Linked DNA regions of Mus musculus: region 1 is linked to region 2. A link is a loop called in an ENCODE intact Hi-C map of the cell type or tissue named here. Cell type or tissue: left cerebral cortex. All regions are shown on one strand. Links, peaks and the distances in the headings refer to the core of each region. The heading gives the core; the rest is flanking DNA.

What was found. A loop is a pair of places that touch in the nucleus more often than their neighbours do. Peaks named below come from ENCODE experiments on the same cell type or tissue, not always from the same donor. Only the 100,000 strongest peaks of a DNase experiment are listed, where the experiment ranks them.
Region 1: it touches region 2 in a loop (11-fold over the local background); 22 of 42 quality-filtered maps call a loop at or near these places.

Annotation. Positions count from the first base shown.
Region 1 is chr3:16,456,202-16,472,885 of GRCm38, forward strand. No RefSeq gene overlaps it. Among named protein-coding and RNA genes, the nearest start is that of Ythdf3, 280 kb to the left of the region's middle. In left cerebral cortex, for the core only: a CTCF peak has its summit at 10,351 (motif pointing right); DNase peaks (open chromatin) are centred at 10,407 and 10,944; H3K4me3 peaks cover 479 bases; H3K27ac peaks cover 387 bases.
Region 2 is chr3:17,815,737-17,832,420 of GRCm38, forward strand. Gm42187 (a long non-coding RNA gene) reads left to right here and starts at 2,992. Exons shown (of 2, transcript XR_880675.3): 1 at 2,992-7,268. In left cerebral cortex, for the core only: CTCF peaks have their summits at 7,155 (motif pointing left) and 9,171 (motif pointing left); DNase peaks (open chromatin) are centred at 7,130 and 9,153.

The DNA of each region.
Region 1 (16,684 bases), core at 5,398-13,397, 1.4 Mb before region 2:
GTCAGGGTTGCTCTGGGTAAAAACCTGTGAGCCTAAGAGTCATTTCTGTACATGGCCCCTATTTCTGCACACTGGGGATCAGACCTCTATCTTCACCCACAGAGCTTGCTTCAAAAGAATATAAAAGAGGGAATTGTGGGAAGCCATTCCAGACTCCCTGGCCAGCCGGACGGAAATCTGTGCCAGGCAGTAAACAAACCCATATTTGGTGGATGGTTTGCCCTTAGTCCCTGATTAGCTGAGCAAGCCTGCCTGGTGAGGTGATGTGACCTGTGGTGATTGGTTGAGGCGTGGTTGTGGCTTGAGTGGATAAAAATGCTTGTACCCCGAGTTTCAGGGGATTTGAAGAGAGAAGCTGCCTGAGTAAACTGCTTTAAGAAGAACCAGTGGTTGCGTTTTCCTTGCTGGTTGAGTTGGACGCAACACCTAACAGTCCCGGGCGGCCTTCAAACATTCTGCAGTTTATCTTGGAATGCCATAAACAGTCCCAGGCACCAAACGGAGACATGGAGGAGGAGGTGAAGCTGCCTTAATCTAAGCAGTTATAGGCACCAAATGAAGGAGGGAGTGAAACTGGCAGTCTCAGGCGCCAGGTGGAGGCAATGAAGGAGGGGGTGGCATAATTCCCTTCAAAGGGTCAGCTGGATCTTTAGGGTGAGAGTTACTGGAGGGACCTAGTTTCCCACAGTTTGGTCTCTCACATTCAGTGAACATGTTTTTCAACTTCTTGTTTAAGTTAACCCCTAAGCATTTTATTCTGCTTGAAATTACTGAAAATGAAACTGCTTTTCTAATTTCCTTTGTGAATCTATAGAATTACAAATGACTTTTCTGCATTGACATTGTATCATACTATTTTGGTGAATTAACTGCAAACTTGTAAAAATTTTATGAGATATTATGATCCCACTCAAGGGATCGGACATCCCATTGGTGACTTCACCTTTTAAATGTATTCTAACAGCATAGTTATGAGTATCAAGGCCTTTAATTCACTGATATTTAGAGGGTGCTCAAACCATAGCAGGATTCTAAAAGTGTTTAAACTACTACTGTGTTGTAAAAAAAAATACTAGAGAAATGAGTTGTTAAATCTAATGTAGTTGAGACAAGATGACAGTATTTTGTTTAGTTGTATAGTACATATGAAATGATCATATAGTATATATACTCTTGATAATTTTTCCCACTTCCTAAGTTTCCTGGTCTCCTAGTAAGTATTTCTTTATTTCTTACATAAAAAAAAAAAAAAAAAAAAACAAAGTCATCAGTGAGTTGGCTAAATATCTACTTTATTCTGTAGGCCATTTGCAGCCCTACCTCATTTCTATATCATAACTGCAGAAATAGCCCCTCTCTGGGGCATATTGTTCTCATGGCAAGGGGTTATGTTGACACAGACCAACCACTGTTTTTGTTAGCAAGATGTGGCATAGTGGTGGAACAGAGATATATAATTTGTTTGAAGAAGAGAGCAGAAGAATTATTTCTAGAAACACTAAGATGTACCAAATGAATAACCAGTAGAGATTAGCTTTTGGTACTTGGGTGTCATGGGAAGGAAAATGTCTTCTATTGCAGCAGAGGCAAAAGCAGAGGCTCTGAACATGTCCCGTGTCCATCTTTTCCTAATTTATCATGTCATTTTACCACTGAAATTAAAAATGAATTCAATATTTAAAATGCAACTATGATTAGAAATGCAAAGAGTTTAACAATATTAAAAATGCAAAGGTATGCAAATGTAAATTATGTAATTTATCTTTTTGACATACCTTGTCTATAGAGACTTGAGCTGACATAATTCCATCTTGTTTAGTTTGCAGATAAAACGATAGTTTCTAATACCATGTAAATTATATTGTGGAAAGGTGTTCTTCAGTGGGAGAGGGGGCTGGTTGCTGGGATTCTTATTAGCACAATGAACCATTACTAAAAGAAGTGGGGGGGGGGCAGTTTGATCTAACCAGGTCTTTCATAGTGATTGTGTTAGGAATTCAAAATAAATTTATTTTATTTTTCTTTGGATTGCTTACTTAACTATGCTAAAGATGACTGGTAGCAGTTGTACTCTGGAAGTCTACTATCAGCCTTCTCCTTTTGTTACTTTAGTTACAGAGAATCATTTCTCTGTGCCAAATATCCTCTGCTTTATTGAAAAGTCTAAGATTTTAAGGTCTGAAAATCGAGACATTGAAAAACCATTGAAAGGAAACCAACTCAACCTTAGCTATATTCAGGACTTTGGCTTTTTACCATAATTTTACAGAATCCTTATAAGGAATGTTTTCAAATTTGAGGTTACTTTTAGCTTAGTTTTCTAAAGTAAATGAAATAGAAATACCAAGCTTCCAACACTGCCAAGGTTGATAAGAATATGAAAGCATACATTAAAATGTGTAATTATGTTTTTCTTTGGATGTCTTTGCAGCTAATAAGAGATGAATGTCTTTGTTTATTGCTGTCTTGGAGAATTAATTTAATGGTATTCTATATTGTTTGTTGAAGAACAAAGTCAAGTCTCATTATTATTCAAGAAGACTTCTATTGTAGGAAATATTTAAAAAACCAAAAACCTGCCAACTCTCCACGCTGTCCATGCTTCCACTCTTCCTGGCTTGCTAAATCTCAGTGGCTAGCCTCTGCAACATCTGGCTCAGTTGTCCCACGAGCCACTAGTTCCCTCTCTGCTATAATCCCCTGTAACCAGCCGTACTACACTCCAGTAAACAAATAGATCCATCATTCTCGTGGTTTGATAACACAATACCCAGTAACCAGGCAAAATCAGACTCTTAGTGCTTAATTAACCAGCCAGATTTATGTATCAATAATATCACAATTTACAAGATACCATTACAATAATTGCAGAGCCAATTGATAATGATAAAAGCTTAATCCCACTATTTCTAACCTTGTGAAATCATAGATACTCGTGGATGGAAAACGCCATGCGGGTACACTTTTGCTGCTATGGTTCTTCTTCTCCTACTCTCAGATGCTCTTTCTCCCTCCCACTCTTAGCTCTGCCTCCCTTTCCCTGTCCAATCACAGGTCTCCCACTTCTCTAATGTGATTGGACAGGGAAAATCTGGCAATAGACTTCTCCAGTTATTTTAGTGCTCTGTGCACTCTCTAAACCATTATTCTTCCCAAACAATCTGCAATGATTCTGGCCTGTGGAGCAACAGGCAACTCAACCTGATTAATTTTGTAGTACTTCCCAGCGAAGGCTTGGCAGAAAGCTGGCTCCAAATCTGTTGGAGGAATGAATCTCTGTTGTTTAAATTATCAGCTGACTACATATGTGAGTGTCCCAGTCTTCAAAAGCCCACAAGGTCCTTGCTGTCCCAAGAGTCCTAACTTTCCCTATTGTAGCTTCCCCAGAACTCTACAAAGTGCTGGCAGCGCAGTTTTTTATTTATGTAATATTTTTTTAAATGAGTCAGTCATGTTTTTTTTTCCTCTGTGCCATTGTCCTTAATCATGTTAGCTTGATAGTTTTAGAACAGTATGGCTATGTGTGATTTGAACCAAAAGCTATATAATATGATTTTGTATTTATTGAGTACCTAACCTAATACCTTACATTCAGCATATAGTTTGCTGAAATAAACTAACTTTTTGTTTTAACTGGTTGTTTTAACCACAATTCTATACTGTTTGGTGGTGGTCAAATTCCCTAGATACTGAAAATTGAAAAAGTATCAAACAGTAAATAAGTCAAAGAGAAATTATTGGTTAGTGAAAAAAAAATCAGTCAATGTTCACAGAATATCAGACTTCTTTGTTATGAGATGCCCAACTGAGGTGGATTCTGATGTCCCAGGGTCTTGAATCCAGCACTGGCACCACCATGAGTGTAGAGTTTTCATCTGAATCATATGAACTTATGTTTTATTGGTAAAAGAGCCAAGAACTGATGATTCCGTATGTCTTCATTAAAATATATTAGTGAAATATATATATATATATATATATATATATATATATATATATATAGGCAGTGGCAATGGTAAAATCTTTAAAATCATATGTTTTCATCCTGCTCTGAGCTTACCATTTTGAAACTAGGGCTCCATAATACTAGAAAGGAAGAAATACAAAATATGAAGAGATTAGAATAAGAATATTTTAGAAAATGAGTAGTATTTCATTTTGATTATTTATTTATTTATTTATTTAGTATTTGTGTACCTGTATGAGTTTAATATATGGATGTATAATAATGTTATATAACAATATATATAAATCCACATGCATATCTAGTGCCTAGGCAAAGTAGAAGTGAGCATTGGCTGCCTGGCATTGGAGCTAGAAGTAGTAATACGTTGCTCATTATAGATACAAGAACAGTGTATATTCTTAGCTGCTGAATAATTTCCCTGGATTCTAGGGGAAAAATATAATTTTAAAATATTTTGTTTTATTCTTAATTAGATGTGTGTGTGTGTGTGTGTGTGTGTGTGTGTGTGTGTGTGTGTGCCTGTATATCAATGTATATATGGGTCAAGATAACCATGGAGTCCAGAAGAGGGAATCAGATTTTCTGGAGCTAGAGTTTCACATGATTGAGAGTTGGCCAACATGGGTATTGGAAACTGAGCTTAGGTCCTTTGCAAGAGTAATATTCTTTCTTATACATCTTAGCTACCTCTCCAGCCCCAGGAAGAAAAAGACTGGGTCTATCTACAACAAAGTCTCAATGCCAACTTAGTCACACAAATTATGGTTTTTAACTTTCAATGAACCTGAAGAATTAGTGACACAAAATAGATGTCTAGGTATGAAAACACATATAAATATCTATGTTGTAAACTTCCTATTCAATTTATGATTCGAATTTATGTTTAAACTCATAGTGAACTTCTGAGTTAGATGCCATGTATTCATACATTCTGAGAAAATATATAAGAAACAAAAATAGACCCATATTTGTCACCTTCCACAATGCTCAAGTCCAAGTGGATCAAGTACCTCAACATAAAACCAGATACACTGTATCTAGTATAAGAGAAAGTGGAAAAGAGCCTTGAACTCATTGGCACACGGGGAAATTTCCTAAACAGAACTCCAATGGCTCACCCTCTAAGATTAAGAATTGATAAATGGGACCTCATGAAACTGGAAAGCTTCTGTAAGGCAAAGGATACAGTCAATAAGACAAATCGGCAACCTACAGATTAGAAAAAATCTTCACTAACCCCAAGTCCAATAGAGGGCTAATATCCAAAGTATATAAAGAAATCAAGAAGCTAACCAACAAAAACCCAAACAACCTAATCAAAAAACAGGGTATAGAACTAAACTGAGAATTCACAGCAGAGGAATCGCAAATGGCTGAGAAACACCTAAAGAAATATTCAAAGTCCTTAGTGATCAGAGAAATGCAAATCAAAATGACCCTAAGATTCCACCTTATACCCATCAGAATGTCTAAGATCAAAACCTCAGGTGACAACACATGTTAGTTGGGATATGGAGAAAGAGGAACACTCATCCATTGCTGGTGGAATTGGAAAGTGGTACAACCTTTCTGGAAATCAATCTGGAGGTGCCTCAGAAAATTGGAAATAGATCTACCTGAAGACCCAGCAACACCACTCTTGGGAATATACACAAAAGGTGTACCACCATGTCACCATGTCACAAATGGGGCACATGTTCCACTATGTTCATAGTGGCCTTATTTGTCATAGCCAGAAGCTGGAAACAACCCAGCTATCATATGACAGAAGAATGGATATAGAAAATGTGGTTCATTTACACAATGGAATCCTACTCAGCTATTAAGAACGAAGACATCCTGAGTTTTGCAGGCAAATGAATGGAACTAGAAAATATCCTGAGTGTGGTAACACAGACCCAAAAGGACATGAATAGTATGTACTCACTAGTATGTGGATATTAGCCAAAAAATATTTAAAAAGAAAAGAAAAGAAAAGAACAAAATGTACAGAATACCCAAGATACAGTCCTCAGAACTCAAAAAGGATAACAAGCTGATGGGCCCAAGAGAGGATACCTCAGTCTCACTTGGGAGGGAAAAGAAAGCAATCACAAGTTGGGAGGGAGGGAAGAAGAGAGGGAGGGAGGGAGGGAGGGAAAGTGGTGGGGAGTAGAGGGGAATTTTATCTAGTAATGGGTAAGCAAAAGGACTGAAGCCCTGAGGGCCTGTAGAAAGAACGAAAACATGCAATCTCGGAAGGTAGGAGGTTGGCAGAACCCTCCAGAATGCACCAGAGACCTGGGAGGTAAGAGACTCTCAGGACTCAAAGGGAGGGACCTGAGATGAAATGCCTGACAGCAGGGAGAGGTAACTTATAGAGCCCACCTCCAGCAGGAAGACAGGGCATCAAATGAGGGTGAGGGTTGCCTCCCAGTCAAACCTCTGACCCATAATTATTCCTGTCTGAAAGAACTGCAGGGATGATAATGGAGAGGATCCTGAGGAAAAGGAGGTCTAGCAACAGGCCCAAACTGGAATCCAACTCAAGGGGAGGTTCCAAGGCCTGACATTCTTACTGAGGCTATGAAGTGCTACCAAAAAGGGACTTAGCATGACTGCCCTGCAGAAGACCCAACAAGCAGCTGAATGAGATATTTGCACCCAAACAATAGTCAGAAGCTGCTCACCCCGGTTGTTGAACTAGGGAAAAGCTGAAAGAAGTTGAGGAGGAGGGTGACCCTGTAGGAGCACCAGCAGTCTCAATTAATCTGGATCCCCGAGATCTCTTAAACACTGGACCATCAAAAAAGGCAGCATATACCAGATAATATGAGGCCCTCAATGCATATACAGCAGAGGACTGTTGGGTCTGTGTTCAACCAGAGATGATGCACCTAACCTTCAAGAGACTGGCAACCCCAGAGATTTTAGAGGTCAGGTGGGGTGGGGGTCGGGGAGGATGTTAACATCCTCATGGAGACAGGGGATGGGGAGGTGTTATGGGATGTGGAACAGTCAAGAGGGTGGACCAAGGTGGGGGAATAAAATCTGAAATGTAAATAATAATAATAATAATAGTAATAATAATAATAATAAAGATTATAAAGTAATATAGATAAAAAAGGAACTAAGTGTGGGGCATTGTGCTATGTACAGACAGCCTGGTTTCCAGCTGAGTCTAGATGTTGAACCCCAAGACCTGGTGGTGAGAGTTCACCTACATGGGATGGAAGGAGTTCTCTCATGTCTCCTGGAACCCTGGCTCTTGTGGAAGTTACCACCCCCTCAGCCACCACAAGAGAAGCATGGTTAGTAGTTATGTAGACAATGTCCCAAGCTTCTGACCTTCAGGCTAAACTCCTCCCCAACTACCTAGTAACAGTAAAGATAACAGCATACCTTAAGAGGGGCTGTTTGGCCTCTCCTCACTATCTTGCTCTTACTCCCCTTACTCTCCTCTGTCCTCTCACTCTCTTACTCTCTCTCCCTCTTTCTCTCTAGCCTTTCTTCTCTCTCTCTCCTTTTCCCTATTTTCTCCTCTTGGCTATGGCCAGTCTCTTTCTCTTTTACCTTTTCTCTTTCCCCCTGCCTTTCTTCAATAAAGTTCTAAAACCATAGACTGTCTGTTCATCAAGGCCCATTGTGCTTACTCTTGCCTGTGTGGGAACTTCTCTCCCTCAGCCCTCTCTCCCATAACTCCGGGGCTACAGGGTGTTGGCCCTGGGTCCCCAGTCAGGGGCTGCCCCTTGTCCACGCCTGTCGAGTGGGTCAGTGGCTTAGATGCCCACCCAGGGCCAAGTGGAAAGCATCTGGAAGCCCTCCCACGTCCACCTGCCCAGAGCCTAGGAGAAACTCTGGCCACATGGGTTATCCTCTCTTCCCCCCTGCCCCCCTTTTAGTTCCCACAACTAAGAACTAAGAAGGAACAACTAGGAACTTAGAGAACTCACAGAAGAGTGATTTAGACAGTTTAATGGATTCTCCCTCCCCTAATTTTTTTCTTAGAAATAAAGATTAGAATATCTTTTCAAAGTGTCCATTTTAAGTGTCCTTTTTTTCTTCCTGCAAGTGACTTTCTTTAGCTGACAAAAAGAGTTAAATAAACTCCCAGCTATAGAGCACAGGCAAATTCCTGTAGAGAAAAACAAAACAAAACAAATAAACCCTTATGGGTTCATAAGGACCTCTTTACATAATTCCCTGCTATAAGGTGTTAACCTCAAAATAAGTAAGAAAGTTCACACATTTTTAAGAAACCAGCAGTTTCAGCATTCACCATAGTTAGAGAGTTTAAAGGTCAAAGATTACCAGTCTTCTGCCCTATGTCCAATGCTGTCTCTCACTTCTGGGCAGTTTCCCAGCAGATGACACCACTCTCAGAGAACTTCAAGGTCAGGACTTTTTCCACCTGACACATCACCTGGTTCAACGGAATCTTTGAAAGGATTGCAAAGACATTATGCCTTATTTCTGGAAACGTCTGGGTGAAAAAGACTCTGTCTACTAGTGTTGTTAAATTAAATTAAATTAAAGAATTTAGTATATTGACTAGTTCACAACATATTTTGTAGTAATAATAAAATTATAAAAAATTTACATATTACTACAACTAATGTTATGGATTGTTATATTGATAGTGTTATTTTTAAGACCTACAGTAATTGTGTATAAATTGAAGATGCCTGAGGTCACATCACAGGATTTGCATTTTGATATTGCCAAGCTCCAAACCCTTTCTCTCTGCTCTTCCTCATGCACAGTGCTCCAGAATCAGATGGTTTCCATTTCCTTTTTGTTCATTCACCGAAATATCTAACAGTTTCTCTAGCAAAACCCCTCCTCCAAATCAATGGTTTTCACCTGGGGGCGATGTTGTCGGCAAAGTCCCTTGAACAATTTTCTATTTTTGTTGTTACTTGGGGGTAGCACAACTTGTACCTAGCTGCTGCAGGATACCACATGTTCATTAAACAACAACACATCAATAAATGACCAATTCAAACAGTAAGCAGTGCCCAAGGTAAGACATGCTGCTCCAGATCTTATGTGCCTCTTAATCCCTCACCCACCTGTGTATTTTCTTGTGCTGGAAATTTTTGGCTAGCATCATATGATCCCCTTTTTATTTGTGGAAAATTAGAAAAACTGAATAATTAATGCAATCTTCCCATTATTAAACTTTCATTGATATCTATTTGTAGAAGTGATTATCTAGAGCACACTGAGCAGTGAGTTAGGTCCTGTTTCTATGAGGAGTGTATATAGCCTTCGGCAGACTTGTTCATGAAAGTGGAGAAGTGAAGCTGCAGATGAATCACCATGCTCGGTCTCACACTCACCAGCAAAACGGGCTGGGAGCTCCCCAGCCCTTAGGTGAGTGGGGAAGGAGAAGCACACTTCAGCAGAATAACAGTGGTTGGGAGGAGGGGAGTCTCAAGTTCCTTTCTGCCTAGCCATGGAATGTCATGATGAAATCCCAGTTCAGTGTAGGATCCAGTAGGGAACATTGATTTTCAAATGTACCAACAGTATGAAGTAATTTATGATTACTGATAGAACCCTAATAAATATAACTAATGTCAGTGAATTCAAAGGCACACACACATACACACACACACACACACACACCTGTACACAGTCAGACACAGATACACACCTGTACACAACCAAACAGAGACATACACACCTGTACACAAACACACACACACACACACACACACACAGCTTTTTACTGCTCTATAATCCCATTGCTGACATAAAATCTTTTGTTTTGCTTCTCATGGAAACACAGTACTAGAAAAAATCAGTTTGTTTTCTTTTGTATACTTGCAGCTTCCTTCATTGTACTTTGAAAAAAAAAAGACACATATTTTACTTTCTACTTTTCTTAAAGAACAGAATTAGTTGGTTCGTATCTGCCAACATTTTTTGAAAGTATAGCTCAACAGATTCTTCTAGTACCAAGGAACACATAATTTATGAACAAATAAACTTTCGAAATATTGAATTCTTAGATATTTAATTCCCTAAGTGAAGCTTTAATAAGAAAAAGTGGTTTAGGAGCTGAAGGGGCCTGCAACCCTAGAGGTGGAACAACAATATGAACTAACCAGCACCCCCAGAGCTCTTGTCTCTAGCTGCATATGTAGCAGAAGATGGCCTAGTCGGCCATCATTGGGAAGAGAGGCCCTTTGGTCTTGCAAACTTTATATGCCCCAGTACTGGGGAAACACCAGGGCCAAGAAGTGGGAGTGGGTGGGTTGGGGAGCGGGGCGGGGTATAGGGGACTTTGGGGATAGCATTTGAAATGTAAATGAAGTAAATACCTAATAAAAAAATTGGAGGGAAAAAAAAAAAGGTTTTGAGGGCCTTCCTGACTGCATTACCCAAGAGCAGCCACAAGAGGGCGTGTGAGGAACACAATTGCCTTTAGAATTGGCTTCAGAAGCTACTGCATAACCGGGCAAAATGCATCTGCAACATCTTTGTCTTGTGACGTGGAGGACTTGAGACTGAAAACAATCGCTTGCATCGCTGTTTAACATGCTATCCACATGGAAATCGGAGGAAAGAAAAATTCTGAAGTTCCTGTGAGGTTACTTTGCTAGCTTCTCAAAGCGCCTCTGGGGATAATGAAGTCAGAAATGCTTTTGCTTATTTGATTTAGCTGGTATTTCTCCGTGCTAGAGACAAGGCTGCTCCAAAAATTAGGGTTTGAGTAGAATCATATTTCCGGACTTCAAAGAATTTGGCATAATGGTTTTGTTTTCCACTGACATATTTAAAGGAAGAAAAAAGGGAGAGGAGGCGGAGGGAGGACGAAAAGGAGGAGAAAGAGAAGAGGGAGGGGGAGGAGGAAGAGAAGGAAGAGGAGGAGGACAAACTCTACGATGACAATGACGATAAGCATTCTTGATATATTGATATATATATCAAACAAACAAACAACAACAAAAACCCCAAGCCCAGGTCTTCCCATCCATTCACATGTCACTATCCCAAGTGGGTGTGTCTCAGAATTGGAAAGCTCAGGAGCTTCACAGAAGGCCACATATTGATATCAAGAAGACAATCTTGGAAAAGAGGAGGACGATTGAATATGGAGACCCTATAGGGTAGTGGTTCTTAAATTCTGTTCTAAAACAGAGTCACTTGGCATACTTCTTTGTCCAGACACACATAGTAGACTCCACCATTACCGTCCACTCTGTGCAGCACATCTGAGATGAGGCCAGAGGATGCACAATTCTCTGAAGTCCTCAGGCAATGTTGATGCTTCAGATGGGGAAGCCACTTTGAGAACCACTCTTCTGGTGATTGCTCTAACATCTCCTTTACAATGCAGACCTGGGCCTGGGAATCTATAGGTCACAAATAACAATTCCAGTGTACTTCTCCATGAAACTGGGTCCTGAGCCATGTAACCTAGTAAACTGAAATTCTTTCATGTTCTCGCTGCCTTTAGACTGGATGCTTGTAAAAAAGAGATGTGTGAACTGAACAAAACCCTTAGATACCTCTTCTCTTTCCCAGAGTATTTCAAATCATGGGGTTTTCCTGAAAACAGTCAACTTATCCTGCTAACACCTGTATCTTTATTCTTAAATCTTAGTGCACTGAGTGTGAGCAGGTAAATGCATTATAAATGGATGCAGCTTGAACATCGTTTGTGGATTTTCTCCATTTCCAGAAGACCATGATAAGTTAGTTAACCTTTGTGTATATTCATTTTCTCATCTTCAAAATGGGAACAGTTGTTCAACTTTCCTTTCAAGGTGTGTGTGTGTGTGTGTGTGTGTGTGTGTGTGTGTGTGTGTGTGTATAGGCAAAATGAGTTACTACTTGAACTATAATCAGAGCACTGCTATACACATAGATATCTAAACAAATATTAGCTACCCTTTTGATTTCTAGTCTTTAAGCTTAGCATCAGAATCCTTGGAATCATAGATTGTTGATTGCTGGAACTGTGCACTTTTGCAGGTACTGGGACACCGAGAGTTTTGTGACATTACCTTTACACCCTTCACCTGATAAATAGATGAGGCTGGGCTGCCATGTAGAGGTCATTGAAAGGTCAGTTACAATACTTTACTGTGGGGCAATGGGCTATGCACAGACAGCCTGGTCTCCAGTTGAGCTTAGGTCTTGAACCCTGGTGGGACTCAGTGGGTGGTAATTTCCACCAACATGGAACTGAAGGCTTTTGATTGTGTCTCCTGGACCCCTGGCTTCTGTCGAAGTTACTGCCACCACAGCCCCCAAAGAAAAGCATGTGGCTATCAGTCACATAGACAATGTCCCAAGCTTCTGGCATTCTGGCTAGACTCCTCCCCACAGTTACCTAGCAACAACAAGATAGCCCAGCCCACTATAAGAGGGGCTGCTTGGCGCCACCTCTCTCTCTCTAAGCTTTTACCTCTCTTACTCTCTAGCCTTCCTTCTCTCTCTCTCTTCCCCCTTCTCTCCACATGGCCATGGCTGGCCTCTCCCTCTCTCTTTCTACCTTGTCTCTTTCCCCATGTCTTTCTACAATAAAGTTCTAAAACCATAGATTGTCTCTGATCATGAAGGGCCACTGTGCTTGAACGATGGGATATGATTTCTCCTAACTAGCAGAATCTAAGAGGCCTCCTGAAGGCCTTCCTGTGCTCCAGCTATGGACCTGACCAAGGATTCTCGCCTGTGTGGGAACCACCCAGCCCCACCCTCTCTGTCTGCCCTGTCTTCTCTTATCTGCAGGGCAGAGTGCTGCCCCAGGGCCCCTATTCTTTTCTCAGCTCCTCCTATGTATCCTATGGATGCTGGAGATTGAGAACCTGGTACCTGGGGCTGCCCCTTGTCCACCACCCGCTGTGTGGTGTCAGTGGCTTAACACAGCCAGATGCCCACCTGAGGCTGTGTGGCAAGTGTGCGCAGTCTTCCCGTGTCTGCCCACTCAGAGCACCAGAACTCTGGTAGGACTCGGGTTCTTTCCCATTCCCCTCTTTCCCACACACCCACAGCCCCACATTTTAGCTGTAAAGGTGTCCAGACTCTATAGGCAGTTCAAAGATCTTGTAGTTTATCAGAATCTATGTGCAGATCTTACCTGTGTAAAGGATTAGGACAGTCTGTGGAGCCTTATGCATCATGAACAGTAGGCAAAGAGGAACAGCCTTTTAGCCAGATAAAGGATCTGAAATGCTTGTGAGCTTGGGGCCGTGAAGCACAGTGCAAAGTCCTTGTTGCACCGGGTTCTGCTCATGTGAAGATACCCTGATTAAAAGCTGCCTTGCAATTTTGAATCATGCTCTCCACACATAAGTATCATTCAATTACTTGGAAACTTCAAACATCTTTGATTCTGAATTTCATTTTAATCCCTTAGAAATAGTTGTTTCATAAACAGAAAACAGCGCTGTGATAAGAAAGTCCGAAGGAAAAGCCTGACTTTTCTCATTGACCATTTGCAGTTTCCAGGCAATAAAGCTTATTATTTTTTTAGAGTAAATGTGTGTATGTATTTGTGCAGTTTTAGGTTTATGGATCAATTTGGCAGACAGTACCTACTTTCATCTTTTTTTACCCGTCTCCCCCACTACAAACACCCCCAAACAGTGAGACATTTATTTTAATCCCTCACTGCTATTCATGCAGCATCATTACTGAAAGGTCATCACTCACTTTAGGCTCCTCATTTGGTATTACTCGACTTCTGAGTTCTGACAAATGTAGAATGACATGTGTCCCTTCTTGCAACATCATGAAGAGCAATCTCAGGTACTTTAATAAATCCTCTTTCTTATATCTGTTCATCCAGCTTACCAAAGCTCTGGTGATGACTGAATTGTTCCTGTCTCCACCTTCTAAGAGTGTCCCATAGCTTCAAAGCATGGTGGATTTTCACTTTTCACTTATGCCCTCCTCTATAGAACATCATGCTTTTGTTGTTTCTTCACCCCATCACCCCCTGTTGTTGCTCACATTTATCACTATCTCTCCTTAGACACAAGTTCAAGGGCATCTCAGGTGCTGTTTTCTTTTACCCTTTATAAATAGAATTGTGTGCAGGTTTTTATACACATTTACGTTTTTATATTTACATTATAAAAATATGTATCACTATCTGACTTTGTGAATATGATTACATGTGACTGCGGAAGTGAGAACATGACGTGGGAAGCATTAGAGCTGTAGTTATAGGAATATCAGATCCTCAGAGTTATAAATTACCCATGATGGTTTCTGGGAACTGAACTACAGTCCTCTGGAAAAGAAGCAAATGTTATTAGCAGCTGACACATTTTTTTTTTCAGGTGATATACATGTAGGTATCTATGACAAGTAGATCATTTAAGGACTTGGGGCTCAGGATTGTTTATATGTCTGTGCCTATTGTTATTTTGAAGATGAACTCAAGTAGCCCAGGATGATCACTCTCATAGTGCCCTGAACAGGGGCAGTCTGTGACATCTTTTTGAGTTGTTGTCATGGTTGTTTCTTCTGATACACAAACCAACATTGCTCAGAGTCAGGTGTGTGTGGTTGATATGTGCTTTTTGGATCACTCTTCTCTTCTGCCTTCATCTAACCTTTCCTTCTGCTCCCAGATCCACAGCCAGATTCAGAATGCCTAGCTCACATCCTTGTAAGTCTACCTAATAACAATGTTGGTTGAAAGTCATCTTACAATTTCTCTTACTCAATTTTAACTGCATCTTTTTGTCCTACCTCCAGAGTATTAACTAGTGAGTTTCCTAGAGTGGGCTAGTAAACATTTATTACAAGCACAAATCATTGTTGACATTGCTGTCTTTAAGGACTATTTGATTAATCATATGCTGTATCATCTAGCATGAGGAATGCAGATTACTATGAGACACTGTTTTAAGACTAGCAATAACCAATATGTTTTGGTATTTAATATTTTTTGGCGACTGCTAAGTGTTTCCAGATACGTTATCTCACTTTCCCTCCCTCATAAACCTCCTCATGCACTGTCACTTGCATTTTTAATACGGGAAAAATGAAAGGTAAACAAATTAAACAGCTTGCCTTAGGCTGTAGACACAGAGATCATGTTCACAAGGATTCCAGGATTTCATTTCAAGCCCCATGGCAAACAAAACCAAAACAGATTTTAATTTAATTTACTTGTTACATGGAAGAGAATTGCTCTGAATTTGTACTTGACATCATCACCAATATCCATATATATATATATATATATATATATATATATATATATATATATGTACAGTTAGTTAGTTAGTTAGTGCAATGACTTGAATGAGTAATGAGCCACAAAGGCTCATGTTTTGAGCACTTGGTCTACATCTTGTGGTACTATTTTGAAGACTACTAAGCCTTTATGAGGTGGGACGTGGCTGGAAGAAGTAGTGGGTGGGCATGCCTTTTAAGGTTATAGCTGCCTAGAGTTCCAAGAGTGTTCTCTGCTGCCTGCTTGCATGAACTCTTGCCAACATGGACTGAGCTTAAATTCTAAAAGCATGAACTGAAATAAATCCTCTCTCCCTTGCTTTTGTCAAAAGTATTGTCACAGGTATGGGAAAACTCAAACCAAACCCAAACCAAACAGCAACAAAAGACCCTAAATGTAGTTGACATATGTCTCTCTCCTCAAAGTACAGAAACTGCATGAAGACAGATCTGTTTTGTTTCACTTACCCTCAGTTTCTTGGCAACGTCCTGGTTAGTTTTTGGTATTTCTAGTGTGCAATTGAGCTCAACCATCCTGTGAAGACAAGACTAAAGGATTTTGGAAGCTGAATTCGAACAGTTGTACTGGCTGGTTTGGTGTCAACTTGACACAAGCTAGCGTCATCAAGGAGTAAGGAGTCTAAGTTGAGGTAATGCTTCATGAAATCCAGCAGTAAGGCAGTTTCTAAATTAGTGATCAATGGGGCAGGACCTAGCCCATGTGTAATGCCATCCCTTGGCTGGCGGTCCTATTTTCTGTAAGACAGCAGGCTGAGTAAGCCCTGAGGAGCAAGTCAGTAAAAACATCCTTTGTAGTTTCAGGTTCTGGGCCTGCTTGAGTGCCTGTCCTCACGTTTTTTGGTGATGAACACCAAGGAGAAAGTGTAAGCAGACTAAACTCTTTCTCCAATTTGCTTTTTGGTCATACTGATTAGTTACAGCAATAAAAATAACATAGCAGTCATCATAAGGAATGCATTCTAAATGTCGATCCCTATCTGTCCTTTTTCAGATTCATTTTTGATGTAAAATTTTCACAGAGAAAGCAAGTCACATTCCCATACAAAGAAGACATAACTCGTGTTTAAAACACACTTTATACATTTGTATAAAAGAATAAAGGCTCTAAGAAAATTTCCTTGAAATGTTTACTACATTCATATATGTTAGCAGCTAGGAAGCATCTCTGTGCCTACCTACAAGCTATAGGCCATAAACAAGGGAGGAAAAGTTTCTGTCCTCACAGTTAAAGTCGTAATGTCCTTTACAACAGCTGCTAGAATTCTTCATGTTGTCAAAAAGACAGTGGATATAAAAAGAAAGTATTAATGTACACTTTTTCAATTTGTTTTTGTTCTTGACTTCACACAGCAAGAGCTTTAAGTTTTATGTTCCCAGCCTGGCATTCATGAAATCCCATTTTATAATCGTAGTTTGTACCTTCATCTTTACATAATAGTTCTCACTGGAGACTCTGGTTTACTGCAATGAATTCTGCTGTCCCCATCACATTTCGATATTTGCTGCTCAAAA
Region 2 (16,684 bases), core at 5,844-13,843:
CGAAAAGACCAACAGAATCAACTAGTTGGGAATGTTCAAACCAGATGAAATCTTATCACTAAGAGAGAGAAATGGAAACACGGACCAATTTCTAACCAAGAAGCTATCTGAAATTGATATTTTCTGGCAAAGAAAACAAACAGACAAGCATTAGTTTTCTCCAATGAGGTCTCACTGAGTTTATCAATAACTCTTCAGGACTGGCCCCATGCCCAGGAGTAGTAGGCTAACACAAGATAAACATAATGATTTATTTGTAAAATAAGAATAAAACATCAGGTGGGAGGGGGGGTCAGGAAGATCTGGCAGGAATCGGAAAAGGGGAAAATGATGATCATACATTGTCTGAACACATTTTTCAATAAATTTTATCAAAGTAATGTAATTAAAATGAAGAAAAGGATAGCATATTTAATAAGTGATTGCATAGAATATCATTGCTACTTAGAGGTTGGGGAAACAAAAGAGATATCCTATGATTCCCCTCAGCAGATAAAAGAGAGTCAAAGGAAAAAGTATTCTTATACATTCGTAGGGTATCATGTCTTTGCTCTAGGAATTCATTGTGCTTAGTGAGACCAGGAGACCCAACATTAGACTTCACTGTAACAAGCATAGCAAAATACTTGACCTTGAGAGTACCAAGTCTAGAGAAGATCATAAAACATAATTTTTTAAAAACTTTACATTAAAGTTACTAATTTTGGATTCAGGGACTCATTATATTGCTCAGTCCTTCCTCTTAAAGTTCTGGTATTACAAACATGAACGATCATCCATAGCAAATAATTATGTCTCAAACAACATTTCTTTTGTTAGACTCAGACCATTTTTTAGTAGTTTTATCATTCTCCAACCCCATGCTCTTTTATCTGTTAGTGCCTCTAGGTAAAGATTTAGTAGGCTTTCAGAAAGTCTTTGTAGTTTCAAAAAATTCTTTAATGTTGCTCCAAAATTGATTTACCATCTCTTGGATATTCACTTTTTTATGTTTTTTTTTAAAAAACTTTATTAGATATTTTCTTCATTTACATTTCAAATGTTATCCCCTTCCCGAGTTTCCTCTCCAAAAGTCTCCTATATCCTCCCCCTGCCCTGCTCCCTAACCCACCCACTCCTACTTCCTGGCCCTGACATTCCCCTGTATTGGGACATATAATCTTCACAAGACCAAGGGCCTCTCCACCCATTGATTGCTGACTAGGCCACCCTCTGTTACATATGCAATTAGAGACACAAGCTCTTGGGGTGGGGGGTGGGGTACTGGTTAGTTCATATTGTTGTTCTTCCTATAAGGTTGCAGACCCCTTTAGCTCCTTGGGTACTTTCTCTAGCTCCTTCATTGGGGGTGGGGATTCTGTGTTCCATCCAATAGATGACTGTGAGCATCCACTTCTGTATTTTCATCTTCATGCAATAGCCTACATTTTTGAGAAGACCGGGGGTGTTTGTTTGTTTTGGGAATTTACTTTTGTTTTATGACAAAGGATGAGGGAGTTCCAAAGGGCCTGACCTATCTCTTTTTCCAAGAGGTTACGTCCTGTGATTCTGGAGTCCACTATACACCCTAGGTTTGTGAAGTGTTTTGTCGGGTCATCTGGATGTCTGGGAGTTCTGCATCAGAACTATACAGGAAGATAGAGTCAGTAGAACATATGTGATATGTTGGAGGAGACTCATTGTGGATATTGGCTCATATGGAGACTGAGACTAGAGAAGCCTCTGATCTACCAAGATGGAAACCATATAATGTTACTTCATGAGATTAACAAAGAGACCATCTTCTATTTCTTTCTGGAATTTTCTTTTTTTTTTATTCTATTAGTTTGAAATAGAAACTTTTATTTCAATTTATTCAAAATTAGTTTTTTTAAAGAAGAAATTATTGAACTGAGTTATATTTCTATTGCTGTGATAGCACATCTTTTTAAAAAGAAAGTGTTTATTTCTGGTTGACAGTTTCAGAGGATTAAAGTCCATGACCATTGTAGTGGAGAGCATAGAAGCAGTTAGGCATGGTTCTGGAGCAGAAGCTGAGAGCTAATATCTTGGAAAATAGCCATGAAGCAGATTTAGGGACCCTGGGATTGGAGTGAGTATTTTGGAACTTCAAAACTAGTCCCCAGTAACACCTCCAATAAAGTCACTTCTAATCCTTCCCAAACAATTCCACCAACTGAAGATCAAGTATTCAAGCATATGAGCTTCTGGGGCAATTCTCATTCAAGCCACCATATAATGCTAAGAGGGAACACTCAGTGTTCACTTTTCAGACTTTGTTTGGCAGAAAAGGACGATGAGGCTATATGTTCAGTAGCCTCTCTCCTACTACCTTAAACCCTGAGCTCTGTATAGCTAAATTCCCTTTTAATGCATGACAGGGAAAAGGAAAATGATGGCATAATGATTTTATATATTGTTAACTTCCTGAAAATTACATTTTTTTTATTGTTTGAGAATTTCAAGCATGAATATTCAAATCTCAATCTCTCCCCTTTAAAGTCCTGATTATTATGACACCAGCAGCCGTCAATTGCAACATGGCTCCTCAGCCAGGAGAGGGGCTTCTTGAGCCTTTTCTCTTTCTGTGCTGGGATTTTAGCCGCTAGTATCTTGTGTAGGTCTAATGCACATAGCCACAGCAACTGGGAGTTTATGTGTGCAATGGCTCTGCAGTGTTCAGCAAATACTATTCCCCTTCAGATGACTTCTACTTCTGCGCCTATTCTGTGATAATCCCCGAGCCTTGGGGGAGGGCATGTGGTAAAGGAGTGTGGTTTAGAGCTGAGTACTCCACAGTCTCTTACTCTCTTTACATAGATTCCTTGTGTGTGTCTGTATTAAATATTATTTATCTATTAATATATTAACTTAAAGTTTTCTGTGCATAAGACAAAGTACAAAAAACAAAGTACAATAATATTAATATCAAATACAAATTAAATATAATAAATATATAATTATAATTGTAAATATATGTTTGTTAAAAATAGGAATGATAAATGTGGGAAAAGACCACTTCTCTGGCACATGAACAGCTTTGGGTTTCATCTTCAGCACAGAATATATATGCATATAACATATCCCTTCCCAATGCTTCCAAGTCTTGTCAGATAGTTTGAAGTCCACAGGTTTTTTTTTTGTTTGTTTGTTTTTGCTTTTTTGTTTTTTTGTTTTTTTTTTTTACATTTTATCCTGAGCAAATAATGTGAGCTTCAGGATAAAATGTAATAAATAGTCTTTGTGGCTATGAGATACAATATTATACAGTAACTGAGATTACATTAACAATCAAATTTTATATGGATTTCTTTTCTTTGGTAAGATAATTGTTAAAATGAAGGTTGAGGGCCCACTGTATTGGTGCCAAGCAATAAAAGGGGGTTGAGTTTCATGACCTCAAGTATAGAGAGCAAGCCGTCACTGCTTACGGAGGAAGGAATCACAGAATCTGTTTCATTGAAAATTACACAATAGTCACACAGCAGCTAGACAGACAGTGTGGGAGCAAAATACACAGACTGAACCAGCGCACTTGGGTTCAGTCTTGTAGGTTGTTGTCCAGTCCAGGCGCCCACCTTTTCATTTTTTACATACAGAGAAAGAACTCTCTAATGATTTAAAATGACTTTGTCCTTTATAATGTAGTGCTTGCAGCAGTTGAAGAATCTACCATCACTAAAAGTAAGGACTGAAGAGAACTCTAATATCTTTGACCACCACTGCAGCAATTCATTACCTCTTTCTTCCTTTTGTTTGTTTTTTCTCATACAATATATCCTGACAGTAACCTCTGCTCCCTCCCCTCCCTCCATTCTTCCCAGCACTTCTGCTCTTTCCTTTGTTCCCCAAGTCCACTGCTCCTTCCCTTCCCTTTAGAAAAAAAGCATGTCTTCCAGGGATATCAACCAAATATGCCATAACAAGTTGCAATAAGACTAGGCACAAACCCACATATCAAGGCTGGACAGGCAAGTTAGTATGAGGAAAACGGACCCAAGAGCAGGCAAAATAGTCAGAGATACTCCCCACCCCCACTGCAAAGAATCCCACAGGAACCACAAGCTAAACAATCAGGACATACATACAAAAGTACTAGCTCAGACCCTGTGATTGCCGCTTCAGTCTCTCTGAACCTCTATAAGCCCCACTTAGTTGATTGTGTGGACTGTCTTCTTTCTTTTAAGTGGTCACTATCATTCCCATGCCTAGTGGTGCTCAGTAAAGCAGTTGTCTCATTTTGGGACACTGTTAGGAACTATGAGTTGCAGAGGAGGCCTTTGATAACACCTAGAAATATTTTTGATTGCCATGATTAGGGGATGGGCTACTATTGGAATTTAGCAATAAGAGGCACGGGGTGCTTATAAATGTCTTACAACATAGAAGATATGATCCGCACCCAGCAATAAAGTGTATTCAGGGCCAAATGTCAGTAGTTTCCAGTATTATATCAGAAGACAAGTGGAAACTATCTTCTCTCTTTCTGTTTCCTATTTCTATCTTAAATGTAAAACTTGTAGTCCTAATTTTCACTTCCTATAGTAGACTTCTGCCCTGCAGACAGCTCCCAGCACTAAGGCAGGTGCTCAGGAAATGGTGATTTATTTTCAGTCCTTTGTCAACTATCATTAAGGTAAAGTCCAGTTTGGTACACACGGCAAACTATTTGACTCCCGTAAATTCTTTCTGGGGATACTTTCCATTGTACAACAGAAGGCCAACAGAAAAAGAAACAGAGTTCTCTCTCTCTTGTATATGTTCTTAATTTCTTCTATTTTTTTAAGATTATAAAAGATTATACGATTTCCTCTTCCCCTTCCATTTCCTCGCTCCAAATCCTTCAATATGCCTTTCCATTTTTCCTCTCTTGAAAATATATACCTTTGTATTTTATTAAGTTGTTGTTACATGCATATATAAATAAATAGATATGCCTAAGAATGACATGTTCGGTCTGTATAATCTTAATTGTATGTATGCTTGCAGGACTGAGCATTTGGTGTTGGATAACTAATTGATGTGCTTTTTCTTTCCTGGGGAGACTATGTCTCCTCCCTCACCATTTCTATAGTTCCTTGTGTAGAGTTGATGCCTCTTTGTCCTGTCTACTTTGGCATAGCTATTGTTGTCCTGGGTCACCTTGTGTTTAGGAGTTTATGTTAGTGAGGCTTTACGGGTGTTAGCATCTGACATTGCTAGGAGACACAATTCCCAGCAACTCCTCTTATCTTCCTGTTCTTCTGGCCCTGTCTTCTGCAATATTCCCTGAGCTTTAGGTATGGGAGTTGTTTACTTCACTTAAAGAGTGGTAAAGAAATCTTATTCTTATTCTTTAATAAGAATTCATCAACCTGAAACTTAATAGGGTTTCCCAGTAAACCCTCTTAGAGAGAATACCAGAATTCCAGGAGGCCTGGGGTGATTATATAAGTCTCTTAGGCTTTAAGTTAGAAACTACTGTGCTAAGATTTGAACATTACTTCAAAACTCTCTTCAAAATGTTCTTCTATGTTATTTTCTCTTAGTTATGTTCTTCTGTGTTACTTTCTCTTAGTTTTATGTTCTTCTATGTTATTTTCTCTTAGTCATCCTAAACATTTTGGATATGCGTTTTCTCCCCTCCTTCTCACCAGCTAATACTAATTTGCTCATCAATGACTTAACTCCAAAGCCAATTTTTAAGGAATACTTTCCCCTAACCTGAGACTGTACCAACCAGCCAGACCTCCTCCTAAATGCTTTTAGAACACAGCATGACTTTACCTCATGGTGACTGTCACATTACATCCAGGATTATTTGCAAGAGTAGAATTCTTAGCTTTCTCTCTCTGTATGCTATAACATATTATGAGAACCGGGCTGCTTCTCTTTGGGTATCTTCTGATACCTAGATGTGGGAACAAAGCAGGCAGAAAGCAGGCACTCAGTAAACTAGTGACAAACCAGTTTCCCTCAGTAAGATGAGCAAAATCATGAGAATTAGGATGGGTTTCAATGTACAATTCAAGGGAGGTAAGTCAGCAAGGCTTTTCCGAGTACAGAGGCAGTGGTAGACCTTACACCAGCTGTATGAGATAGTTATGCCTGACAGGATAAACACTGCTAAGCCAACACCAGCCCATCTAGGTTCAAAACTAGACCTACGCACCCACTGTGGACATTTGTAGCAATAAAGCTGGGTGCCTGATTTTCTGTTTTCTCTTCCAGTTTCGATCTATGTCCTCACCTCATCCCACCTCATTATCTTTTAAGGAAAAGGTAATCTGCACTTTCTTATCAAATCAACAATAATGAAACAAAAACAAACAAAAAAACCTGAAACCAAAACCAAACTTACATTGTTGAGATGGCGCAGCTGGTAAAGTACCTGTTCACAAACACCCAGATCTGAGGTCCATTCTCAAGTGGATGTGGTCCTACGTGTGATAATCTCAGCTCTGAAGAAGTGAAGAATGATAGGTCTCTGGGGCTTGGGACCTGGCCAGCACAGCCTAGCTGGCAAGTTCTAGGGCAGGACTATAGTGCCTCAGGAACAATACCCAAGGCTGTCCTCTGCTCTCCATATGCACACACACACACACACACACACACACACGGTTTGTATTCTGGGTGTTATGTCTTTTTCAGAACTGATTTTTCTTTTCTTGATTTCCTTTTTTTAACGAGCTGGGTAGTTTGGATTTTGTTTTTATTTTGTCCTGTTTTGTTAACTTGAGATAGGGTCTGGCTTTGCTCTTCAGGCTTTCTCCGACTTGTGGCCCCCGACTCTGTTTAGCTCTCCGAATGCTGGCGTTTATAGACATGTCCACAACATTGACTTTTGCCTGACAATTTTTTTTACATTTATCCAAGTACTTTTTTTTATCTTTTTGTTAAATCTTCTCCTCTTGGCCACCCTATTCTCTCCATCTACGTTTCTTAAAAACATTATCTTTACCTTTGTATTTGTCTCCTCATCTTCCACAGCTGTTCTCCTGGAATATTTTTAATGAAATAAAAAATGTTAGCTTTATTTTGCAACGGTATATTGAAAATGTCTGATGCATATCTCAATGTAACACCTTTGGAGCCTCTGGGGCATGATGCACTTTGTTCTTTTTAAAACTTCTCTCATTGATTCTCTAAGGAGGATGCCCTCCGGTGTCCCTTCCCAGTCCTGCAATCATCTTCTCTGAAGCTACTCTGTCAGATGGGCTTCCTGTCCTATGCCATTGCTGCTCTTCTCAAAGATCTGCAATTCCTGATAGATTCTCTTCTGTTTTCCAGTGAGTATTTCTAGTAAAAATTTAAAAAAATATATATGTTTTCAAGAATTAAAATTCCCAGCAGGGAAACAGTAGTGCATGCCTTTAATCCCAGCATTCAGGACGCAGAGACAGGTGGATCTCTGTGAGTTCAAGGCCAACCTGGCCTACAGAGTCAGTTTCAGGACAGTCCGGGTTACACAAAGAAGTCATGTCTCAAATCCAAAGGAAAACAAAACATAAACAAGCAAACAAGCAAAAACCAAATAAAAACTGAATAAAAATTTCCAAGCATGCTGAAGGAGATGGATCAGCAGCTAAAAGCACTTTGTCACACAGACCTGAGAACCCGAGCGTGGAGCCGCAGCACCCTGATATGGTGACTGACGTCTGTAATCCAATACTCCTAGTCATGTCTCTCTGCATGGACCAGTGCAATATCTGACTCATTGGTCTTATTGCACGTCTGTCTGTAACTAATTATCAGAACATAGGGTTCATATAAAACTACCTCTGTGCTAGATCCGAGACACCCGCTGCTCTGTGATAAGCAACACCCTTACTGTCTCTGCTCCTTCAGGAGAGCAAGATTCTGTGCCATTTTCCCTTCCATGTCACATATTCTCCTGAACCATTTCAGGTACTGTTTCCTCGTTCGACACTCTTTTCCCCCTCAAGTTTACTATCTTTCCACGGGAAGACATTTTATATCTAAGAACAGGCTAGACCAGTACTAATGGCTTTGACTGTCCTAGAAAATATCCGGATTTTCTTTATCAGACTCTACTTTCCATAAAGACATAAGCCCAATGAAGAGGGAACATTGCCTGCTGCATACAGTACCTCCTAAGGTGTCCTTCTCTCTTTATTTCTTTCCTCTCTTCCTCCTTTCCTTCCCAGCTAACTTTGAATTCTATAATATAATTTAAGTGTTATATGAATCAGTACCCCTTCTCCACAGAAAGACAAGATTGTCAGGGACAGAACTGTGGAAAGTAGGCATAGGTCTTGAGAAAATGAATCTGGATGGTAAGGAAATGCTGTTTATATTGGTAGAGAGACAATGGAGCCTTGTGTTCAGAAGACCATAGGGTTCAAAAAAATGCAGAGCAAAGATCAGATGATATTAAGGGGCAAACTGGTTAACCCAGTTAAAGTGCTCAGGATAGAGATGAGAGAAAATATGTAGGTGTGGTCTCTTTCTATGGGTTGTGCATAGTTGTTCACTTCAGCTTTCCTAGACTAAGGCGGCAGCATCCCTTAGATGACAATTACAAAGACTCTTGGGGAATTGGGAAGTCATTTGTGACTAGGTGAAGGTTTGTCCTTGTATAGACTTCACTCTAGCATATGGTTCTCACATTAGATCCTGTTGGCTTGAGGTGAGCAAAGGACGTGAGGAAGTGGGAAATCGAAGCTGGGTAGTGTACACACAGGGTGCTGACATTCAAATGTTCATGTCAACACAGCTGCCACTGCTGAGATTTTGCCTGCCATCTATCAAAGGACTGGAGAGGAAATAACATTCAAATAGTCTTGGCATGAGAGTAATTTAGGAAGAAGGGCTTGGGGAGTGAACTGCTTGGAAAATTCAACACAAGGACATGACTTTGGAATTGAATTGTATTAGCAATATTTATGAAGGTTTTCGTGAATATAGACATTTTATACTTTTTTTTTTCAAGTTGATTGAAAACAACGTTGCTTTATAATGAATATTGAGACTGGACAGTGTTTTCCTTGAAATTGTCTGCCTATGAATATGATAAAACTAAATAGCAAAATTACATTTATAACTACTGCCTTTCCTTGACTATTGAAAATCTTCCATCCTGAGAATGTATAAGAATCTTTTGTTCAAGATGTGGGCATGGCAAACTTTTATGCAGGTTTCTCATTTCCTAGCTTAGCCTCTACTGCCATCTAGTGGCAGTAAAAATCATCAGTAAAAAAGTTTAATTCCGTCTTAGAATTTACAATACAATTCTTCGATATCACTAATAATGATACCGACAAAGCTAATTGCAACCTGGTAATAATTATGCTATATAATTTAAAGTTATAAAGACAAATAAATAGAAAAACTTACACACACCCGTATATAATCTGCAAGTAAAATATTCAGCATTGAGACCCAATATCTACTAAATATTCAGGGAAAATCCCTTGTATATTAAACACAAAGATAGGAAAAATGATGGATTATTAAATTTTCCCCAGACTTTGAGAAAATGATTTTTAATTGAGTTACATAGCAAGATGGAAACCAAATTCTTGCCTGGAACTCGAAATTATTTCTTCATCATCATTAAGAGATAGAATAGTAAAGTCACAGATGTGAAAACCCACACTCATCTTTAGGGTTACTTTCTCCTTAGACTTTCGGTTAATTGTCAAAGGCTGTGTACATAAAGACTTACTTGGGAATCTAGCCTCTGTAGAGTGATAAATTCAAGAAACCAATGGGTCCAGCATACCCTGGGTCTTTCTAGAGTGTTTACCTCCTGCACAGGAACTCAGGTGGGGTGTGAACCTATCTCTAGATACCTGTGAGAAAATTAAAACATTAAAGGTTTGTGGGTTCCTTGAATTTGATTAAAGTGCACTTCTCCTCTCCTCTCCTCCCCTCCCCTCCCTCCCCCCCCCATCTCTCTCTCTCTCTCTCGGTACACATGAGATACATGGACCCATGTGGTATATATATGTGCAGCATATACATGTATGTACACAGTATGTGTGAGAATGCATGACTACACCCAAAGAGGCCAGAGGAGTTGGACATACATCCTGATTTATCACATTTTTTGTTTTATTCCCTTGAAACAAGGTCTCTCATTGAACCCTGACATTAGAGGTTGCCAATTTTTACAGGTTACCTGTGAGCCAACAAGCCCATACAATCCTCTAGTTCCTGTTACCCCTCCTAGTGCTGGGGTAACAGACACCCAGGGCCATATGGCTTCTCACGTAGGTGTTCAGAAACTGAACTCTGTCTTTGTGCATGCACAGTGAGTGTTCTTACCATGAAGTTATTTTCCCAGCCCCTGGTTAGTTGTTGACATTTTGTTGTTAAGCAGATGCCATCACTACATTCCTTTTGGGGGCAATAAACTTGCTAACTAGCTAGTTGAGTGATGGTCAGAGCCATCCAAGGAAAGTAAGAAATCAACCCCCACCACACTGCATTATTCTCTCTCACATTATCTTTATAAGGGACATTAAGAATTAAATGCATTTGATATTTGTTCACCTATTTAGCCAATGATTAGTTCCTTAAATATCCATCACCAAACTACTGGGTGAGAAGCAATGTACACAGGGCAATGAGGCCATAGTCTCCATTCCCAAGGAATTATAATCCAAATGTTATAAAATGTTATTTTATTTTAATAACAGATAGTGTTCCACCATGAAACTTAGATAGTGTTTATCCATGGAAGCTGACATGATAGAAAAGGATGTAAGTATTCTTGGATTTTAGAGGCCAAAGAAAGCCCAGCAAGTCACGTGGATAGGAGAGAAGCAGCTGTTTTAAAGCACTGTCACATTGCTTATGCAGTGAAGAGTGTCTAATGGTTTGGGTATATTTGAGTACCCCACACAGGTCCATATTTTCAAAGTTTGACCCTCAATATCATGGTGTTGAGAAGACAGAATCTTTCCGAAGATGGAGCCTAGAGTGGATAACTAGATTATTGGGTCACTGCCATCAGAGCGATGAATCAGCTGTTGTCATATATTGAGTTATGTCTCACAATAGAAGGTGGTTATTAAGTGACAGTCAGGCTCACTTGTCTCCATTCCCCCATGAAACCAACTTTCTTTATGCCTTACCCCAAGCTACAATCCAGCCAGGGTGATTTTTTTCAAGAGGTCAACCTAATATAGCCTTTCCATGCTGACTTTCAGCCTTCTAAATTATGAGCTAAATAAACCCTTTCTGCTATAAACTATTCTTATAAAGATATTATTCTCAAGTATTATGCCACAGCAACCGAAAATGGAGTTGTCTAACTTTATTATGTGTCAGAGGAGATAAAAGGGAGATAACGTAATTCTGTAATGGAACTGTTAACATAATGGGCCAACAAGTAATCAATTTGCCTACATTATGAACAAGTGTTGATAACCAGTCATATATTTATTCATCAAAGTTAGAGTGTAGAAGTCCAAGGAAACTGTGAAAATTTGTAAATAATCAAGAAAAAATTTGCTAGAGTAGTCCTTTGGGAAAGTTAATGGAAGGACCAAACATAATCTGCTGGAAAATATAATGGATTGTAACGGAGAGAAGATGGACTTTCATATCTGATGGGGAGACTATCTCTGTAGGACTGAAGGTATATGAGAAACCTCAGAGGTAGGACAGACAGAACTTTGAACACTTAGATTTGGGGAGAAAAAGAGAAAAGAGAGGAAAGAAGTTGAAGACAACTCTAGCTAAAAAGCTAGAAATGTGAGAAAGTTAATAGCATAATGAAAGGCAGAGGGGTGAGAGACCTTGGTGGAAACACACCACTGAAAAGTCATGTGCTGCAAACATGCACACTGTTATCAGAAACACATAATGTACTAGGTCAAAGAATCAGAGGTCTGGAAGATGTCTGTAAAGATTTAAACTCCATTACCATGCGTGCAGAATCCATAACATAGAGGCTTCCATAAAGAAAGTAAGGTAAGAACTATTTAAATACATCCATAGATAAGCACCTTCGCATCCTGGGGACCAATCACAGCATGCTCAGATATAGTCTATTTATTAAAACTATCTGACTCTTTCTTTTTGAACATTGTTAATTTTTCATGCTGGTTCTACTCAGAGCTCAACAGAATTCTCATTCATAAGATACTGTATCTGCTATTTCACAGCAGTTCAGACCTTCACCTTCCTTCTTTTAGATAAACAATTACTGGTCCTTTTGTGTATTTCCCCATGCAAAGTTATTTGCAGGTTGGTGTCTTGATAATTGAATAGACTTTGTTTATATCTTCTTCAATATGTTTGTATACTTCAGACATACCAAACACACTACCCAGGAAATCTTCAGTACATACTATGTGCCTATCTTGCTGTAGAGTTCACCCCCTAAACCAACATACAGAATTCTTCTATGAGTGAGCATCATTGCAGGAATAAAATCTTTCTTTAAAATTGATCATAGTTTAGAGTGATGAAAAGATACTCCATTATTTAAAGTTATCACTTGACTCAGAGAATCTTGCCTTAGTATTATGTAAGTGCTTTATAGACCATCTCTATTTCAGAGACTTTAGTTTGTGCATAATCATAAAAAGGCCCTCTTTGACATCATTCCATCTTTACTGTATTAGATTGAAGCATCTATTACTCAAAGTCACACTGTCATGGTATTACCATTACCAAGAAATACGGTCTTTGAGATTCAGTTTCTAAAATGGCATAAACGAACCCATATTGGATGGAACCTGTAAGTATCATATCTAGATGTGGATACATGATAGAAAGTTGCCTAGCATGTAGAAGGCTCTGTTTGATTACCCAGCACTACCAAAGATAACAATAAAAACAGTACATTTAAATAATAACAGTACATATAAAAAACACAGCTCTATATTGCTCCACATTTGTATGGTTTTAATAGCTTATATGAGGATCTGAGGAAAAAGCTGGATGCCTTACATGAGTTTACCCTTGTGTAAGTGCAAAGAGGTTTCTGCACCATTAGAACACAATTGATTGGGAGAGGCTCTCAAGAAGCCAGAGAGACAAGTTAGGAAGAAAAGCCCTTGGAAAGGTGGAATATCAAAGTTGTCATCCTGATCAATGGATCTGTGTCTATCAACACATCTGAAAACCATGCAGTGCCTTTTTTAACAGTCTCACACAGGACACTGGGCCATATGTGTTCTCTGCCCTTTGGCCAGAAACTTATGGACTCATCAGGGGGAAAGAGAGCTCAAGGCAAAAAAAAAAAAGGGAGTCTGGGGACTGAGCACATATGTGAGGAGGCTGCTATCTTGAATGCCCTGAGCTTGCAAAGATGCCCAGCATAAATATGAAGGAACTACAAACACAGCCACTGAGATCTGCCAGGTGACTCTTTAGGGTATATATATTTGTATGTGTATATACATATATATATATATACATACATACATATACACACACATATCAAACGAGTCATAGAATTCACTATATAGACATTTTGTTCCAATTACCCCAAAACCTTTAGGAAAGAACAAACAATTCTCAGAAATTGTTGTACCTAGGACTTCTTAGCATTACCATGATGAGAAAGCAATATGAACACAGATAAAACTGTGCTCTGGATTGCCTTGGTGCTGTTTGTATTTTAATGCTAATTCTGCTTCTCACAAAAGGGCTGTCTCAGACCAGGAGAGAGTCACTTACTGAGGTGATTTCATGTGAACCTTCTCCATTTTTAACTGGTAAAATATAGGTCTGTGATTGGGCAGTAGAAGGGAAAAGTGGAGCTGAAAGTTGTAGATGCCCGACTCACCAGCAAGTGAGATGCCACAACAGGATTCTTCTGCACAGGTTTATTGGGAGAGCTTGATTGTGAAGGGGAAAGATCCTGGTGCTGCTTATATAGGCCTAGGAGAGGCGTGTCTACACCCGATTGGTTATGCTTTCAGTACATCATTTACATGCCTAGGGCCAGGCCATGACTCAGCACAAACTCTTATGCACATGCGCACATTGGTTGTTTACCCATATTCATGGGCGTCAGCTTGTTGAAACCAGTGCCATCTTGTAATGGCATTTATCGGCTTCCCACAGAAAGTTTTAGAGAGGTGACACACACACACACACACACACACACACACACACACACACAGAGAGAGAGAGAGAGAGAGAGAGAGAGAGAGAGAGAGAGAGAGAGAGAGAGAGAGAGAAGATGGAATCAGGAGAAGATAGAGCTTCCCCACGTGGTCTGGAAGAGCCACAAGTAGCTAGGCATTTCATAGATGGGCAATAAGCACTGTAAGGTACATTTGCCCAGTCTAGGTGTGCAGCTTGAGTTTTGTGTTCTTTGTGGAGGCATTTTGGGGTTGGAGATTTACTGTTATGGATCCGACTGGTTATTACAAGTCTCTAGTGCTATCATTTTATCAGGTGCAGGCTAGCCTCAGGGGCTAAATGGCCTGGGAAATGTGAGAGGCTTGCCAGCAAACTAGCCAACGGAACTATGGGGGCAGACAAGACCTCAGTTGCTTGTGCTTAGCTGGTTTAGCTTGGTTTGTTTTTTAAAACTGCATGCTGCAAAACTGTACTTTAACTTTGAACTTTGAACTCATTCACACAAAGGATTTTTGAATAAAAGCTACGATGCTTCTTCTCTTGATATTTTTATTTTTACAACGAATATCTTTGTTGCTTTCTAGTCACTTGTATGTTTTTCTGCACTCAGTATTTAAGATGCTAAAACAGACTCATTAAAATTAAAAGAGCTGAATGGATTTCATGCCTGCTTAATATTCGGGGTTTTGATAGACAAATGAATAGATAGATATATCACTTTTGCTTTCAGCATTCCTGTAAACCCTTAACAATTGAATATGTCAAACACTGTTTATGAATATAAATTATATCTATCAAAGTCTATCACAGAAGAAATTGAAACTGTATATCATTAAAATGTATCATAAAACCACAACATATTAAAACAAATATCAAGGTTTTCTAAAAATATCTGCATTTTGTGACAAGTTTGGCATTATTATATACTTTAACAAATGTCTTTTGGTGTCTGGATTAATAGAAGACAGCAGAATGCTCATGTCTGTCTCCCTCATTGATCTGTTTTGAGATGTAGTTTGGGTGGAAGTATATGAAGAAAATCCAACCTTACCCCACTGTACATTAGAAACAACAGTATGTTGTAACAGACACTATAGGTAATTTCAATATTCTTTGAGAGTGTACCAAAAACCCATCAAAAGGAATTCCTTAAAATTAGGGATCAATTCTAAGTCTAAAATTGTTTTGAATCTTCATGTTTTCGTCTTTAGGAAAATATTGGTTCATCGACTTATCTGTACTTGTGAAATGTTCTAATTTAACTGGAAATTAAAATAACACTTGTTAATAAGATCACCTTTCACACATGATTAGTTTTTCATGTACTGGAAAGCTGTCATTCTTATGGTGGTGAATTCAAGTTCGCATAATGCCTAATCCTAATTTGAAAGGTTCAATTTTATCAGTGGTAATAAAGACTTGTAAAGTTCTTTCCTTAAAGAAGAAGACACCTGCTTTTGTGCTTTTAAGAAATTGTATGCCAGTTATGCAAATCTGAATACAGATAATGTTCCTGTCATTCTCTCAGTAAAATGTAATGGCCTGTGTATTCATAGGTCTAGATTTTATAAAATGATAACTTGCTACACTCTCATTAAAACCATTTTCCAGTAAATCCAATGTTTTTTTTTATTTTCCCTTTGTCAAAAGGTGGGGTGTTGAAGAAATAGCAAATAACGAATAAGTTAGAGGCCACTGCCAGTCTTTTGACTCATATGATTTTAATTTTGCATCATTAGTACAAATGTCAAACTTGTAGAAAGAGTCCTGTAACATCTTGATATGTTTATGACAGCTTTGTTGGCCTCAGGGATCTTCATAGTCTTTAGTACTGACAGAGACCCACAATCCAGGCTTGGGGAACTGCCAAAGTAGAGGACAAATGTGCCATAAGTCATTTCCATCCTTAAAATTTTCTCAAGTAGTCATTAAGTTGCACTCCCAGGTGGGATCAAGCCCATGATCTGAGGACATCTAAATCCCAGTCCCCATAGTCACTCAGTCCCTTGTCACTTACTAACTTAACCCACTTAGTTGCAACTGGATGCTTTAAGTAGATACTCTGCTCATTACCTTACACAACTGATGCTGGGCAAGAGGATACCAATAGTAATGAATGCTTTTCTTAAAGTATGCAAATTCACTGTGGTCCATTGTAGAATCATGAGACTGCTGTCAGGTACTTTAGCTTCTTATAAATGTCTAAAAGGAGGCTTACAAATGAACACTTTGGTCTTAATCAAACTCAAGTTCTAACTCACTCCTATAGACTCCTTTCTGGCAAGAAGCCAGAGAGACCGGGAAAGACTCTGGAAAAGGTTACAATAAAAAGTAAAGTTATTTATTTTGTGATCTGATAGGACTGGTAAGAAGGACACATGCTCCACTATGTTCATAGCAGCCTTATTTATAATAGCCAGATGCTGGAAAGAACCCAGATGCCCCTCAACAGAGGAATGGATACAGAAAATGTGGTACATTTACACAATGGAGTACTACTCAGCTATTAAAAAGAATGAATTTATGAAATTCCTAGCCAAATGGATGGACCTGGAGGGCATCATCCTGAGTGAGGTAACACATTCACAAAGGAACTCACACCATATGTACTCACTGATAAGTGGATATTAGCCCA